2 separate regions of the Homo sapiens genome follow, and region 1 is linked to region 2. A link is a loop called in an ENCODE intact Hi-C map of the cell type or tissue named here. Cell type or tissue: B cell. All regions are shown on one strand. Each heading gives the region's core, and the rest is flanking DNA. Links, peaks and the distances in the headings are about the cores only. Region 1 has its middle 54 kb from the start of RPS6KA3. Region 2 has its middle 110 kb from the start of RPS6KA3.

Region 1 (5,384 bases), core at 119-5,118, 54 kb before region 2:
TTTCTTTCCTATGGTGATTTCAGAGGCCATGGGTTTAAGATGGCAGCCTCACAAGATAGCAGCTGATTTCTGAGTCACTAATTGGAAGACACCTACTAAGGAGAGCTGCCCCACCTGTACCAGATTTTGACATTAATGAATGAGAAATAAACCTTTACTATGTTAAATTGCTGAGACTTTTTTTTGTTACAGCAGCTACCATTAATTACCCTCATTAATACACCTGCCCTGTCAGCCTTCCTTCACCCAGTTCTCCAAAATTACTGCTCTTTATCCTCCTTTAAACGTTTCCATTCCCTCAGTGTGACTGACACAGTCATGGGTTTAACTGATTAAAGTGTACTTAATTGTAAACAATAACTACCAGATTTGCTTCTGAAAGATAGTTGTGTTTTCAAATGGATTCCTGATTGGTAGGATCTATGAAGGAGATGTTTCCAAATATTGGATCCTTCTTGGTGTCCTTCCACCATCATTGACACAGCCCACTCCCAGCTTGAACTGTGTTGTCTAGAAGCAGAAGAAAGAGGGGTCAGCACTTCTAAGCTGTTGCTGACCTCTGGCCTCTGCAATCAACTCCAGACTCCTTAACCTGGTATTTCCATGTGTCCGCAGTTGGCCCCAACTAACATTCCTACCCTGATCCTCCCCACCCCACTGCCAGTGAAACCTCTTAAATCATACTGCTCGCAACAGGGTGTGCTTTCCTACCTTGCCAGCTTGGGTCTCACTGTGCTCTCCACTTGGAGTGCTCTTTCTGCTCTTCTGCTCCTTTCCAAACCCAGTCCCTGCTCAAAGGCCTCACTCAACTTCCACCTCCTCCCTAAAGCCCTGAAATTCCATTTCGTCTTCCCTTTGCCGCTACTACTCATTTGGTCTTCAGCATTTGCTGCTTATCATGATTTCTGTCTATTTATGTGTTTGTGTCCTCTCTTCTAAAGTAGAAATGAACTACTTAAAGAAAAAATTATGCCTATTTCTCTCTTCAATCTCTACAGCATTTTAGCATAGTGCTGGAGACATGATTACTGAAGATAGATGGATGAATATGGATATAACAATTGAACTTGTTAAATATCACAAATGCAAAGTCTTGTGCAGACATCCTTTTTTTTTTTTTTTTTTTTTTTTTTTTTTCCTGAGACAGGGTCTCACTCTGTCACCCAGTCTGGGGTGCTGTGGTGTGATCATAGCTCACTGCAACCTCGAACTCCCGGGCTCAAGCAATCCTCCCACCTCAGTCTCCCAAGTAGCTGGGAATTCAGGTGCTCACTGTTACACCTGGCTAATTAAAAAAATTTTTAGTAGTGATGTGGTCTCTCTGTGTTGCCCAGGATGGTCTCGAACTCCTGGACTCAAGTGATACTCCTGCCTCAGCCTCTCAAAGCAGTGGGATTACTTTCAGTGGGTATAAGCCACCACACTTGGCCCAGACATGATTAAAAAAAACACTTTCATTCAGAAATAATTTTAAACTTACAGAGAAGTTGCAAGAATAAAAATGGTACAAATATCATCTACATATGTTTTACCTAGATTCACTTACTGTACACATTTTACCTCATTTACTTTAGATCTGCCTGTATATCTTCTCTACACACACACACACACACACACACACACACACACACACACACAAACACACACAATGCTTTTCTGATGCATTTGAGAGTAAGTTACATACATTATGGGTCTTTAATACTTCAGTGAGTATTTCCTAAGAATAATCTGTTACCTAATCACAATAGAGTTATCAACTTCCATTTGATTAATATTGATACAACACATTTATTTAATCTTTTGTTCTCATTCCAATTTTGTCAATTGACCCAATAATGTCCTTTATGGCATCTTTTCCCTCCAACATAAGATCCGGTAGGGTCAGGTGTTACATTTGGTTGTCATGTCTCTTTAGCCTCCTTTAATCTGGAACATTTCGACAGCCTTTCTTTGTCTTTTACGATATTATTTTTCCAAGTTAACTGTCATCCTCCTGCTTTTTAAAAGAATGTCAGAATTTAAAAAATCTCCTAGGTTTGGCAGCCTATTTTATTTACATATGTACATACGGACGGATGTGGAGTCTCTGAGTAGTGTCATAATCATTCCCAGTGCAAGACTCCAAACATGAACCTCCTTTTATTCTCATCCTGAACTTGTAATCAATAGCAATATTTTGTATGCAGTTGTACACGAACCTTTGTTTCATTTTATTTACAGTACCTTTCTTCTTCGTTAAGTAGAGTTGGGGTAAGAGGAAATCACAAATCTCTTTCTCTTCCAGCTTCTGCTGGGTTGCAGGCTGCATGAGAGGAAAAGTCAATAGAGGAAGTGAGAGAGTAAACTGAGAAGTTGAAATCAAAGTGGTGGGCTGCTGAGCCGCGGCTGTGGTGTATCTCTCTCTGAAGTCAAAGCATTTTTACAGACAGCATTCAACCGTAGTTAAATAAAATCCCTATGCTGTAGAAAGGGAAGGCATTAGTAATTTCCGTTGTCTATGAGTGAAAACAGAGACGCTGAGAGGCTCAATGGCTTTTCTGCTTTGAGTTTGAGAGGCAATGAGGAATCACGGAAAAAGAACTAATAAAGGAGTGAATCCATTCTGGAGATTTGAATCTATTTATTACCATTGCTGCCAAGGCATTATGTAGCTCAGCAAGTCACATCATCCCTGAACCTTGGTATCATTATCTGTAAAATTAGGCTTTGGAGTGGACTCAATTCACTTTAAGTTTCCTTCATATTCTAAAATGCAGTGGTGATCAATTCCAGCATACATTTCATGAACATTTATGGAGTGCCTACTAAGTGTTGACCACTGGGCTAGGTGCTGCACCTATAAAGATAGGTAGGACCTGGTCTTTGTTCTCAAGGATCTCCCAGTATGGTAGGCAGGAGGAGCAGGCATGTAAGCCAAGATTTGTGGTTCAAGGTGATAAGGGGCAAGTTCAAGGTACAATGTTGTTGCAAAGGAGACGGCAAGGAACTTTCCCTGGGGGATGGAATAAAAGAAGTGACAGTAGTTGTTGAACAGAGCCCTGAAATGGGGACAGGGCATTCTAGGCAGAAGGTACATGGCTGTTGGTGGACTGCATATACTTTGGGTTTGCTGGAACACAATGTGCCAGAGGTAAAGTGAGGGTAATGAGGCTGGCACAGTAGCTAGGCAGGGGCCAAATCTAAGAGGGTCACTTGGTCAGGCAGAGAGGAATTTGAGCCTGGGAGGGAGGGATGGGGCTGAGACTCATGGCAAGGAAATCAATGGGGACTCTATTGCCAATGATAAAGGACTGAGAGACACTGGGAGCGGAAGCAGAAGAACGATTGGAGACATGTTTAGGAGAAAGGCTTGAGAAGGCTCACTGATTGGCTGTGGGGTCGAAGAGGAAATGTCACAGGACTTCCATGTTTCTGATTTGCCCAGTGGACTAGATTATGGTGCTACTAACTAGGTAGGCCCTAGGTAGATGTCAGCAATTGGAAGACCTCAAGGAGGAGCTGGCTTGGGGGATGTATAATGAATTCAGGTTAGGATATGTTGGCCTTGAGATGTGTATGGGACACTTAAGAGGAGATTTCCACTAGGCAGTTGTACAAATAGATCTGGGACTCAGGAAAGAAGTCTAGGTTGGAGACAGATTTAATGGTTAACATGTTAGGTGTGAGCAATGTCACCCAGGGAGATTGTAACTTTAGGAAAAGACTGTGACAGAGGGAAGAACATGAGCTCTCTTGTCTTATTAGAGCTGGCTTCTTTGCTGAGATCTTTTGAGCCGTATGATATTGGGCAAGTAACTCTGAATCTGTTTCTTTATTTTTAACGATGACCCCAATTTATAGACTTGTGAGAGTTTGAGATTTAAAAAGATAGGTCCAATCAATGGAAATTATCAGGGGAGCAGGAAGGGCACCCTGGGAGACACCATTAAGCTAGAGTTTTATTCATCTGCTTCCTAAAGGTGTCAAGAGGAGCTGTCTGCTATGTTCCCTGCCCCCTTACTGTCTTTCTTGCCATACTAATTTATTACCAGTTGCTTCATTTCTCCAAGCCATGGCTTCTTCCTCTGTAAAACGAAGATGATAACAACTCTCTGATTATCTCAGAGAGTTCTTTTGAAAATCAGTGAGACAAGGTTTGTGTGAACACTGCAAACTGCAAAGTACGATGTGAATACTAGTTATTATCAATATGAGTAAACAAACAGTTGTGCCCAGTTTGTCAGCATTTTCTATGCTGTTACCACTCTGGAGTGTCTGTCAGCATGAACGCTAAAGAATGTTGTAACAAGTCAGTGGCGGAACTGAAATAAAACCAATGGTCTCTCACTCTAGGCCGTAGTTATGCTGATCACTGTATGAGGCTTGAACAGACCCGGGATTTACCTTCCGACAGATTAGTTCATTGTGGGCCAGGGGTAAGAATAGGTGAGCAGGAGGAAGGAGAGCTGTGGATTGGAGAACGTGTGAGATCACCAGGGGCTTGGGGTCTCCTGTGATCACTACTTGTCGACTCTGCTGTCCTCACAATGGGGAAGTGTAAAGACAGCTCTGCCCTTAATGGTGTGATCTCAACTTCTCATAGAACTTCAAATTATCATCTCCAGGTGGGGAAAGATAACCTCCACATAACACATAAAACCTGCTGGCACCCAGTAGGCCCATAGGTAGATGTCAGTTCCAGATTTTCAGAATGGAAGAAGATAGCAGAATTCACTGGGTGAGGCAGCCCCAGTGCCAAACTAGACCGTGATTACAGAGAGATTAGGCTAGATTCTGGCTTGAGGGCAAAGATGAGCCAGATTGACGACTTGAGCTCAAGTTTAGGTTGCTTTTACTTCTGTTTTCTCCCAAAGCAGCAAACAAGGCATGCAGATGTATAGAAAAGAACACAGGGATGTAGAGGCTACTCCTCATCACTTGTCTGGCTTTTCTTGGTGATCTTGGCAGCCTGAAAAGAGTGAGATGTCCTCTAGGCTAGAGGAGCCCAGAGTCCGTGGGCCCATTGCCTTTTCTTGCCCCCTTTTTTCTTTTTATTTCTTTCTTTTTTTTTTTTTTTTGAGATAGGTTCTCACTGTTGTTCAGGCTGGAGTGAAGTGGCACAATTATAGCTCACTATAACCTCAAACTTCTGGACTCAAGTGATCCTCCCATTTTAGCCTCCTGAGTAGCTGAGACTACAGGCATGTGTCACCATACCTGGCTAACTTTTAAAAGTCTTGTAAAGATAGGGTCTCCTAATTTGCCCAGGCTGGTCTTGAACTCCTGGCTTCAAGCATTGCTCCCACCTCAGCCTCCCAAGTAATTGTGATTACAGGTGTGAGCCACCACACCCACCTCCCATTGCCTTTTAAACTCCAGCATGTCACCATCCAGAAACAACTCGT
Region 2 (5,384 bases), core at 51-5,050:
CACTCTCCTATTTTGTGAGTATTTTTGGGAGACAGTGTCTTGCTTCTGTAAGGGGCTCAGATACGCCCTCTCCCCGGCCTTTGCAGCTAGAGTGCAACCTAGGCCACCTGAATGGACTTTGAATCTTGAGAGAGTGATGCTAAAATTCAGGAAGAGTTGAAAAATTACTCGTGGTTGAAACAGCACATTGAGAGGCCAGAAGCGGGGGTGTCTAATGTGCAGGGAAGGTAGGAGCGATGGTGACACCTAAAACTGTTCCTGTGCTGTAACCTGGCTGTGCTTCCTGTTGTCCAGCTGTCTTTGCACTTGCTCATCTTATGAAACCATCTCCAGACTTTCCTTCTATCTGCTACTGACTCAATAACCAGTAAATCCTTTTTCTGCTCTCTTGCATCCAAGCACTCAAACTGAGAAAATATCATGCGTGCAAATGTTAACAGATAAGCACAAGCAAATATTATAAAACCTTAATTTTGTTAATAATCAACTTGTTAATTCTGGGTGATGGGGCTAGAGGAGTTTATGTTTTTCTTTGTACTTTTATAACTTTCTAAGTTTCAAAAACAAATTAAAATTTTAACACCTGTGTGAAAATTACTTTTAAAATTTCATAAAAGGCAAAAATTGGCTAAATACCCACCTCTATTTTCTTTTCCTTTTCTTATATTTTAAAAAGATGCCTCTAACCGTCAAATGTATCTGAAAATTAATTGGTAGATATAGAAAGTGAGGCCTCTATCTATGGTTTTTTTTTTCTAAATAATCAATTTTCCCAGCATCAAATTTCCCAGTCCCATTTACCAAGTAGTACTAACCTGAGTAATTTTTTAAAGTTGTGCTGCATTTCTGGTGCTGCATAGGTCTTGTGGTAATAGGTTTGGACAAGTTTAGTAATACCAGCCAGAGCTACACACCATTTCAAACCCTAAATTCCAACTATTGATTTGTTTCCATATTCTCCTACTACAGGTTGAGTTCTCCAAGAAGCAGGCTCTGAGACAGAGTTTAGTGGGAAGGATGTTTATGAAGTGTGCCCTTGAGGCCAACACCTGTGGAAGGGAGGAGAGGAAAGGGGAGAGAGAAGTCGGCCTGTGAAGCGGGCCCAGCTCAGGGCCCAGCTCCCATGAGAGAGGTGGGCTACTAAAACGGCCCATCAAAGTTGCCCTGTGTCAAGCCTAAATGGTCAGGCCTTCATACTCCTGCCTTTCCAGGGTCAAGGCTGCCCTGGGAAGGGTGTGCCTTAGGGCCCAGGAGTCTCTCTGCAGCTGAGGCATCTCCAGAGGAGCCCGCAGCTGGAGGCTGCCTGCTGACAGCATTTTCAGCAGCAGGTATGAGGAGCCCTCCACTGAAGGGGGCTCCAGCGATGAAGCTCCCATATTCACTGCATGCCTTAACATTCCAGAAATGTGCTCTGTGTGTCAGGCCTATGCTGGGGCATGTTCACATTTGTTATATCATACAATTCTCACAACACTCTGAGGTATGTATTGTGTTTTGCATTTTACGCGAGGAAACTTGGCTTGTGTTTGTTTTTCCCAATGAAAACCTAGCATGGGGCAATATTTCACAGGTGGCCAACTACTTGGAGCAGTCTTCCTGCTTATGTAGAGGAAGAGAGCCAACTCTTTATCAGGGAGTGTAGGAAATTTGGACTCGATGTTCCGCTTTTAACTTCCTCTTGTATCTTAGGGCCATCACTCTTCTCTCCTTACTGTCATTCCTGCTTTCATTTTAGTTTATAATTTTAAAAAGAGGTATAAGTTGAAACAAGACTAGTGAGAGCTATAAGGAATTCTCATTTCTCTTTTCCTGTTAAGATTTTGGCAATGGGGTAGGTTATCTTGCCCTGATAAATATAAGTAGGATTGTACCAAGAGAATTGATATCTTACTTCTCTGCTTCCATGCCCCAGAGTTGCTTCCCTGCCTTTCATTGAATTTCTCATTAGTCAGCAACTGATGTCCCAGCCACATGGCACATAGAGGTGACTCAATTCATTATCTGATGATCTGGAAAGTCAACACCGGCAGGGCAGTGCTCAAGTATCATTAAGAGAAGCAAATGGGTACCTATTAGAACTTTGGAAGACATTTCTGCTAGGGAAGTGGTGAACACAGCTTTCTCTTTGAGCAGTTTGACAGGGAGACTGAAGAAAGCCAGATATCAAGAGAAAACAAGTGGGAATGAGGCCAGCCCAAGGTCGCATGAAACAAGAGGAAGATGACAGGAGCAAACTTCAGGACTGGCTCTCACATCAATTTATGAGACTGAAGCCAGCATTTTGGGCCACGGTTTCTTTCTCTGCAAAACTTCCTCAAAGCTCTGTGTTTCTACAGCGTCACTTGAAAAGAGAGGCAGAGCCAATTTTTTTTTTAAAAACTACATGCAATCATAAAAAGAGGAAGTAGAGGGATTGATGAAGTGTTCCTATTACTTCGGTTCTTCAAATCATGTGAATCTGCTAAGACAGTCAAATTTGTTTCATATTAAGATTTGATGACCATTTCTACTGATGAGGGGAGGGAGGATTGTTCAGTATTTCAGAAAATGAAGACCTCAAGTCAGTTTTCTTTTGGTGAGTTTTATAAAGCTTAGCCTTGTGGTGGCCATCTTTATACTTGGAAAGGGTGAAACTGACATTTTCACAATGAAACTTCTGAAGAAGTTGGCCCATTATAGGGAGAATTCTATATTCCTGGATATAGCAGATTATGGCTCACATTTAATAAAAATACTTTGTTGGCACAAATAAAAAGACGACAGTATAGTAATTCAGATGAGCAAAGGCACAAGAGGTGGAATTAATTTTTTAAAAATACAAAGATGTGGACCTCACAGAGACTCTCTGCTATGACGATTGAAAGGAAATGGAGGCTTCTACTTTTTATTTAGTAAAAGTAATGTCAATGAGCTTATGGACGTTAGTGTGGTGCCCTAGCTTCAGATTCACTAGCTCCCAATTTGCTAGCTATGTGTCTTTGGGAAATCTACTGAACCTCTTTGAGCCTTGGTTTCTGCAGCTTCAAAATGAAGATAATATTAGTACCTAGCCTTCTGAGGATTAAAAGGGCCTGAACAGTGCCTGACACAAAATAGCAGTTCAAAAATAGAAGAATATAAATCTGAAATGAATGCCTTCATTCTTACAAAGCCATTCTGAAAATGATAGCAATTACAGGGCAGATAGAGATGCAAAATGAGGATGTCTGACGAATGTAACTAATGTCATCCACAAATTGAACTGTGCAGATTTTAGCACAGAGAAGAGAAGCCAAGACTTGAAATTCCACATTCTACTCATGATGCCATTTTATGCCGGAACTCCAAAGCTTCATTACTACTTCCTGTCATTTTAAATATTGCACTAATTACGACGGCCTCTAGGAATGAATTAACAAAATTTCCTAGATTTGTGAGTGTAGAAATCACCTTATTTTTACAAAGATTTTAAATGGTTACATTGTTGGCAGATACACAGACAACAGGATATTCACGTAATTGCCTCTTTTATCTTAGAAAAAAAGGTTAATCAAATGCCCTGTCTGATGAAGAGATAAAAAAAACAACCCTTACTGTTTGTGTTTCTTTTAAAAATGCTTTCCTGGCATTATCAGTTGGTTGATTCAAATGAGACCTTATCCTGTGGGCAATGAACCATATTCTTTCTGTCTAACTGAAGAAATAAAAATATATTCTTTTTTACCCCTTAGGGCCATTTTTGCTATTAAACTGTAGTATTCTATGCTCTACCTATTCTGAATTATCCAGAATGGAGAGTTTCTTTTGGCGCTTTCCTTTCTGCTTGTTGCTTAAGCAGTGTTTTTTGTTGTTGTTGTTGTTTTGTTTTGTTTTGTTTTTTGATGTATAAATATGTATGTGTGACTGCGTGTATGAATAAAATAGTATAATAACACTTCTCCTCAAATGAGTGCAGTGATACAGCAAACTGACCTTTCAAGAACTTAGTCAAGAACTAACAAATAAGTAAAACAGACCTCTTAGTAGCTAAACCAGATAACACTCAACCCTTGCACAAAAGCTGATTCACTTTATTATAGACGCTTTCTAGACCTTTTTTTGACAGAGTTTTGCTTTGTCGCCCAGGCTGGAGTGCAGTGGTGCAATCTCGGCTCACTTTAGCCTCTGCCTCCTGGGCTCAAGGGATTCTCCCGCCTCAGCCTCCCAAATAGTTGGGATTATAGGCACCCGCCACCATGCCCAGCTAATTTTTGTATTTTTAGTAGAGACGAGGTTTCACCATATTGGCCAGGCTGGTCTCGAACCCCTGACCTCAAGTAATCCACCCACCTTGGCCTCCCAAAGTGCTGGGATTACAGGCGTGAGCCACCACACCTGGCCCTAGACTCCTATTCAGAGCTTATTTATTTGTACTCAACACACATACAGTTCTTATCAACATTGTTATCTGCTTTCACTCCTATCCCCAACAGTTCACAACAGATTAGAAGCAGCAGTTTAGAAATGTTGTTTTGGGAGAGTATATCCACGGGGGGAGTCACTGCTGAGAGCTTATAGGAGGAGGGAGAAAGAAAAATTATAAAGCAGTCATAGAGATTCCAAAAGCACAGTCATCTAGCACCATTTGGTGTAGGGGCAAATAAACTCTGAGGGTATCAGTTTTCTACAGAAGAGAATAATCATTAGAATTCATAATTCCGTTCAAATCCCAGATCAATAAAGGTAAGATTATGCTTAGCTACAGAAAATTCAAGATGGCGTGTAATAAAATTTCAAAAGATTTCAATCCAAACTGATGAAAAGAAATAGAAACAGGTTTATTGAGGCATAATTTACCAGGTGTGTATTTGTAGGACTTTTGTACACTTTTTGTTCTGTAACCATAGTATGTAGTCCTTTGTCTGGCTTCTTTCATTAAGCATAATGCTTGAGATTCATCCATGTGAGCTGGTTAAAATTAAAAGAAGAAGTTTTGTGCTTAAACCTGGAAGACACATCACCTAAGATTTTCTGATAACTGAGATTTGCTCTACAGGTAATATAAAAATAGTGAGTTCTCTTAAAATAAATCCACACCATGGGAAAACAGGCAGCAGCGTTCACCTTTCTTATAGTAGCCTAAGTTTTTCCTTCTCCCCTGTTCTCCTTGTCAAACAAACACAACAGAAAACATATAAGCTCCCAGCATATTGTCTGGCATTCAGTAGGTGTTCAATACATAGTCATTCCTTTCCTTTTCCTTTTTCTTCTGTTTATATCTTGCTTTCCCTTTTTTCCACACCCTTTGATACTCTCCCTTCAGGCTGCTTTATAGGTCAGCTAATATGAGTAATTATGATAAGAGTTGCTCATTATTGCCCCAGTTTCCTTGACTACTAAGAAGTGCTGGGCAAATGTTAGTTTTT

What was found. Hi-C counts contacts between places; a loop is a spot of excess contacts. Peaks named below come from ENCODE experiments on the same cell type or tissue, not always from the same donor. Only the 100,000 strongest peaks of a DNase experiment are listed, where the experiment ranks them.
Region 1: it touches region 2 in a loop (6-fold over the local background); 5 of 110 quality-filtered maps call a loop at or near these places.

Annotation. Positions count from the first base shown.
Region 1 is chrX:20,318,583-20,323,966 of GRCh38, forward strand. No RefSeq gene overlaps it. Among named protein-coding and RNA genes, the nearest start is that of RPS6KA3, 54 kb to the left of the region's middle. In B cell, for the core only: no CTCF peak of the experiment used is centred there; a DNase peak (open chromatin) is centred at 2,359; H3K4me3 peaks cover 389 bases; H3K27ac peaks cover 1,027 bases.
Region 2 is chrX:20,373,009-20,378,392 of GRCh38, forward strand. No RefSeq gene overlaps it. Among named protein-coding and RNA genes, the nearest start is that of RPS6KA3, 110 kb to the left of the region's middle. RefSeq lists an enhancer at 5,362-5,384. In B cell, for the core only: no CTCF peak of the experiment used is centred there; a DNase peak (open chromatin) is centred at 2,353; H3K27ac peaks cover 1,352 bases.